Regions from separate parts of the Homo sapiens genome. Here region 2 is linked to region 1. The links are chromatin loops, found by intact Hi-C in ENCODE. Cell type or tissue: dorsolateral prefrontal cortex. All regions are shown on one strand. Links, peaks and the distances in the headings refer to the core of each region. The heading gives the core; the rest is flanking DNA. Region 1 overlaps EPB41L2 (erythrocyte membrane protein band 4.1 like 2). Region 2 overlaps L3MBTL3 (L3MBTL histone methyl-lysine binding protein 3).

Region 1 (2,922 bases), core at 99-2,598:
CCAGCACTTTGGGAGGCCGAGGAGGATAGATCACCTGAAGTCAGGAGTTAGAGACCAGCCTGGCCAACATGGCAAAACCCCGTCTCTACTAAAAATATAAAAATTAGCTGGGCATGGTGCTGCACGCCTATAATCCCAGCTACTGGGGAGGCTGAGGCAGGAAAATCACTTAAACCTGGGAGGTAGAGGTTGCAGTGAGCCGAGATCGCGGCACACTGCACTCCAGCCTGAGTGACAGAGCGAGACTCCGTCTCAAAAAAAAAAAAAAACCTGAATAGTGGGGTTTATTAGGAATTATTCTCACACTTCTGACATGAGGGGGTGCTTCATGATGACTCTTGAATATTGACATTTCAAGTTTCTAAGGACAGTTCTGCTGTCCCTCAGGCAGGTTGGGAGCCATTGTTTAAGAGCCAGACACAGCAAAGTTAAATTTGCTTTAATGGTTTAATTTAGGGAGAAATAATTTTCACGTTGCTCATTGAGCTTTCAACTCTGAGTTTGTCTTCCTATTTTGAATTGTTTTTCTTTACCTGTTTCTTTTTGCAAAAAAAGGGGACAGGGTAATTTACTCTGTGGCATATTTAGCACGCCTGAGGGAATGAATGTGGGCTGCTGTCAGAATGTTTGTTGTACAGAGAGTTAAGGTGGTATTGAGGAGGGAGATTGTAGGAGTTGGAGTGGTGAGGGAAGGCCTTACAGAAAATGCAGACTATGAAGTGGGCCTCAGGGAGGTTAGAAAACTGGAAAGGCCCAGAATGTGCAGATAAGGGCAAAGAAGGGCCTTGGAGGCAGGAGAGGGAGGACTGCCCAAGCTGTAACACAGGAATAAGCATTTCAAGTGTAGGGGCCACTGAAGAGGCCATTCCGTGCAGAGAAAGGCCAAGGAACTACCTCAAGAATATATGAAATGGCGTTTGGGTGGGTCGGTTGTGCTCAGTTGGTGATCAGCCAAGCAGTTTTCACTGGTTTCTGGAGGTCGCAACTATCAAAGATTCTCAAGCAGGGTGGAAAAGCTGGCGCTCACAAACCTCTTCATAAGCCTGCTCCAGAATCTGTCAGAATTCTCATCTTTTCTTTCATTTTATGCTGTTCTGTTGTTCTTTCTTGTGTAACCTTTCCTTTCTTCCAATAGGTCACTGCTGTCTGTTCTGACTTATTGCTAATTCTTTGCTCTTCCTTTTCTGACCTCTCTAGAGCCTAGAAGAGGAGATAACATCAATTTTGTTTAGTGAAAAGGGCTTTTCTGATAGCATGAAAGCCACCTTCACTTCAGCCACCACTTGGACAGCAGAGGGCGCTGTTGTGAGCGCTAATGCACCTTCTGAAAAGCTTTCTTCCTCGCCCTTCTCACACTTGCTTGAGGTGCATTTTACTTTGTTTCCCCTGTTACTAAAAGCCACATATGAGAGAGATTTTCATTTTTTTAAATATTCAGGCACCATTCCCTCCAGTGCTTTCATTGGTGAAATTAATTCTTCCTGGGAGAAACATTCAAGAAACAATGACTGAATTGGAACATGAAGAAAAGATATAGATTGGATGTTTCTCCTGCTTCTTTGGTCAAAGAAAAAAAAAATCTGCCTAAATTCAGAGAATAATTTAAATCATTAAGTTCCAGAGTCTGGGCTGTTAAGCAGAGGGAAACCCTCAACCAGATATGCTTTGCAGAGTTGACATTTTCAAAACCCCAAATTTCAGGCATCCTCTGATGGCATGTTATTTTTAAAATTCTGTTTATATGGAAAAAATCTGAAGTGCCTCCCATGCTCCATGACATAATTGCTTTTGAATGACCCTAAGGAATTCCCTGAACTTGGGCAGAACCTATCCAGCTAATTGAGGTTAAGATATAACAATAATAATAATTCACTGATCTATAATAATAATGAAATGTGTGTTTCAGAAATGTTCTGGTCACTGGATATGTTTATTATATGTAGTCATGGTTAAATTTTACCTGCTTATCAAAATAGATTGAGAGTTTTTTCAGTTTAATATCTAGAAACCTCTGAGTTTTCAATAAAACTGGAAAGATAGCTGTCTTCTGTTAGTAATGTGATTTACATGGTATTAATTTGGGTCAATGAAACCATGCCCTTACCATGTGTTTAAGAATAATAGGGCAGGTCCAAGAGAGTTTGTGAGTAGACGTTGACAGTGCTGCAGAGACGTGTGTGTGTGATGTTAGGATCTTCAGCTCATGGTTGTCCAAGTGTCTGGGAGAGATGAACTCAGCCCTGCTGTCTATTAGAGGCTCCAGTCCAGTTAGTACCTTGGCAGCTTCACAACAATATCCAGAGGGCTCAGTGGTGTGGTGCCCTTCTCCATCCAGAATGGAGTCACTTTCGTGAATAAATAGGGCTCCTGGCTCTAGCTGAATTATTTTTAAGTTAGATCATAGGCAGTAGTACCACCTAGAAGTCAAAAAGTTGGCCATGCTTGAGTTATATCATTGTAAAGCAGACTTTTTGTAAGTGTGAGAAAAATGTGAAGCTTTAAAAACCCCTCTGTACAAAAAGGTTTCCACCCTAGTTAATAATATCATAACATAGTAATTTGTTCCTAATGTATTAAGTCAACAGATATTTATTGAACATTTAGGTGCTATATTACTCAACTGGAGTAAATTACTTTACTCCCAAGAAGTAGATGTCTGAAGGGGATAGGAGTGAACATGTCAAATAATAAACTTGACTGAGTTTAGATTTCAAAGATGCTAGTAGAGGAGCTAAATTGTAAAAGGAAACACTTGGAGTCACCATTGACACCCACCCTATTGTATAATATAGCCTTTGCCAACCTATGATACGAATTGGAAAGTTAATAACCATTTCTGGAATGAACATTTTCATGTTAATAGCCTTCTGAGGCTAACTATAATTTTGCCAATTAAAACTTTTTTTTTTTTTTTAAAGAAAA
Region 2 (2,922 bases), core at 171-2,670, 820 kb after region 1:
CCTCCCACCAATACTAAGACCTTTGCATTTTACTAATTTTGGAATTCAAGGAAGGAGAACAGAACAAAGCAGCAAGGTCTGTTGAAGGATACCAATGACCCTGCTCTGCCCTGTCCTATAGAGCTGGCAGCTTACTTGATAGGCTATCATTTCAAACACACTTTGTGTGTGTATGTGTGTGTGTGTGTGTGTGTGTGTGTGTTTTAACTAAGACTTATTTTTTCTTACGTCGTATTTTTTATTTAAAAATCACGTTTAGTAAAAGGAGAATTACTCTTTTCCCAGGAATCAACTTGTCTTGCCCAGGCTCACCCAGTTCAGAGAGAAGGAATATCCCTATGCCAGAAATAATGGCCTGAACATCCTTCTCCTTACAATCCAAGAAGTGAGCACAGAAGGCTGAAGCCTGAACCACATAACCCCAGTGCCACATTTCCTCTTTCTTTCACTGCTCTTTAGAATTCTGCATTATCTTCACTTGTAGCCCTCTAAAATAACTGGAAATTTCTCTGGGACCTGAACAAGTAGTCTACTAGCTACATGCTGATTTTATCACTAAAAAGCAACAGCATCTTGATTTCATGGACATTCCATTCCAAATACTGAAAATTTCCTTTCACCTGACAGCACACTTCAAATAAAGTATGTTTCTACAACAACCTGGTTGTACTGTGTGTGTGTGTTGAAGGCTTACCTACGTGTGGAGACCTTGTTCTCTCTGAAACAGTGAGGTTTACTCACACATTCATGGGTTTCAAGCAGTTTTCTGTATTCCTTCTGTTTTTCCATAAAACAGAATAACATTAGGGACCCACTAATTTTAGCAGGTGATGAAAAAGCTAGAAAGCTCAAAATTCAAAAGGATAGTAAGATGTTTCAGATCTTTCACAGAAATTATGAGCAAATTATGAGTATTTAAGCAAGGCCCTCCATTTGCCAATCCGAAAAAATCGATTTAGTCAACACGCCAATAGAATTATTTATTTTACTAAACTACATTCTAAACTGCAAGTTGGAAAACTCTTCAACAAAAAGTATCAATAATTATTCTTTCTATCAGGTGAAAACAGCACCTTAAACAATGTTCTATGCATAGTCCACAATTATTAAATGGTTTCTAGACTAAACGTGTGGAAATGGTTAAGGAATGTGAGAATGTCTTCGAACCCTACTATGTATTCCAGATACCAGTTCCCAGGTAATATGTGAGTACTATACCAAGTGTGTATACCAAAATGTCAATGTAGGAAGAGGTAAAAGTTTATTTAGAAGGAAAAGAGCTAAAAATAACTTTACTTTTAGAAAAAGAAATCTTTAAAAAAATGTTTTTAATGATCACTTTGAAGACAGAATATTTCAAAATAAGGCTGACAGTACCATCTGCTGGGCAAGAGCAGAAAAAACAAACTACCATGATAATTATTAATTAATGATATTAAAGAATGTGATAAAAAATCAATTTGAATTAAAATTCAAAAACAATAGGCACAAGCTTGACAATGCACTTCAGGTAATTTTACTTTTATCATATGTCACTGATGTTAATTTATGCTTATTTGACAAATACAAAATGTAAGAAATAGCATCAAACATTTACATTAAACAGAAAGTCTCCCATGGCTTAAGTTTTCAAATTGCTGTAAAACAGCAAACCACCCTCCATTTCAAAGACTGAGAAAGAAAACATCACTGAGTGAAATCTTCAAGTCAGAACTCAGAACTATGACACCTGGAAGCTTCAGGTTCAAATACTTTCAAAGTTAAAAGGAACGATTCCCACGATGCAACCTTCAATCCCAGTCAGCTTTTCTTTCTCCTAAAATGTATTGCCAGTAACTGACCTACAGTCTAAGTACAAAGTAAAGATGCAATGTCACTTCGGGGCACAGTTCACTCTTGTAAGCCAGAGATCCACAGATGGACTTTGAGGGTTGATTAATCCCATAAAATATATGCAAAATTATGATATGTGCATATACAGCTTTCTGGGGACAAGATTCATAGTTTTCAAGGCATACTATAAGCCTGAAAAAAAAATAAAGAATACCTGCTCTTATCAAAGTTGCTTATCTCAAAAATTAAATACCTCAAAACATTTTCAAAATATTCTGTCATATGCAAAAACATACAGGGATCAAATTTTTCTCTGATTTCTCAATTTGGGCTTACTGTGTCTTCCACAACATTGCTATGATAGAAAATGTTAGACCACAAAGGTTGATAGGTCCTGCTAACATTACTGAAGTCCTACAGACAGAATTCCAGAAAGACTGATACATTTCCTAACACTATGTTTTCCAATAAAACACCCAGGTTCTGAAATTAGTGATGCTTTTACAAATGGTTTTGGAATGATGGAAATTTCACCTTTGTTTATATTTCTTTAAATCATTAGTTCTTTTAACCTAGAGAGCTAAAATATGTAAAAAACTTGCCACGTGGCTCCACTCTACAACCAAGAAAGTCAAAATTATAAACTTTACAAAAGGGATTTACTATTAAGCAAACAAAACACATCTGCTAACTTTTTCTGCATGTGGATATATCCAGGTCAATCAGAAAAAAATTATGCCTGAAATATATAAGGGACTGCACATGTTTTGTTTGGCTTGAACTACCTTTAATTGATTCAACTCTCTTTTTTATTTTTGATTGTAGAGTCAAAGGATCTTTTGCCTATATTTGCCTGATTTAATAATAAATCATTAGAAGATACTGTTGAGGTTATTTTCATTTTATTACCTTCAATGCTGAGATTTGAATCGACTTACCAGTGTGTTTTAAGGGCAAAGATGTTTGATAACTAAATTGTTTTCAACATTAATCAAAGCAAGGCAAAAACCGTGTATTAAGAGTGCGGTGAATTTTACTGTTGGGTCTCTGCCTGCTACTGCAGGCAGGGTCTTGCTCTTGGCTAACTGG

What was found. A loop is a pair of places that touch in the nucleus more often than their neighbours do. Peaks named below come from ENCODE experiments on the same cell type or tissue, not always from the same donor. Only the 100,000 strongest peaks of a DNase experiment are listed, where the experiment ranks them.
Region 2: it touches region 1 in a loop (4-fold over the local background); 5 of 110 quality-filtered maps call a loop at or near these places.

Annotation. Positions count from the first base shown.
Region 1 is chr6:130,870,814-130,873,735 of GRCh38, reverse strand. All of the region lies in intron 14 of EPB41L2 (erythrocyte membrane protein band 4.1 like 2), which reads left to right. Among named protein-coding and RNA genes, the nearest start is that of SMLR1, 45 kb to the right of the region's middle. In dorsolateral prefrontal cortex, for the core only: a CTCF peak has its summit at 1,283 (motif pointing right); a DNase peak (open chromatin) is centred at 1,295; H3K27ac peaks cover 291 bases.
Region 2 is chr6:130,046,222-130,049,143 of GRCh38, reverse strand. The region is part of intron 3 of L3MBTL3 (L3MBTL histone methyl-lysine binding protein 3); the gene reads right to left. Among named protein-coding and RNA genes, the nearest start is that of L3MBTL3, 29 kb to the right of the region's middle. In dorsolateral prefrontal cortex, for the core only: a CTCF peak has its summit at 1,356 (motif pointing left); no DNase peak of the experiment used is centred there.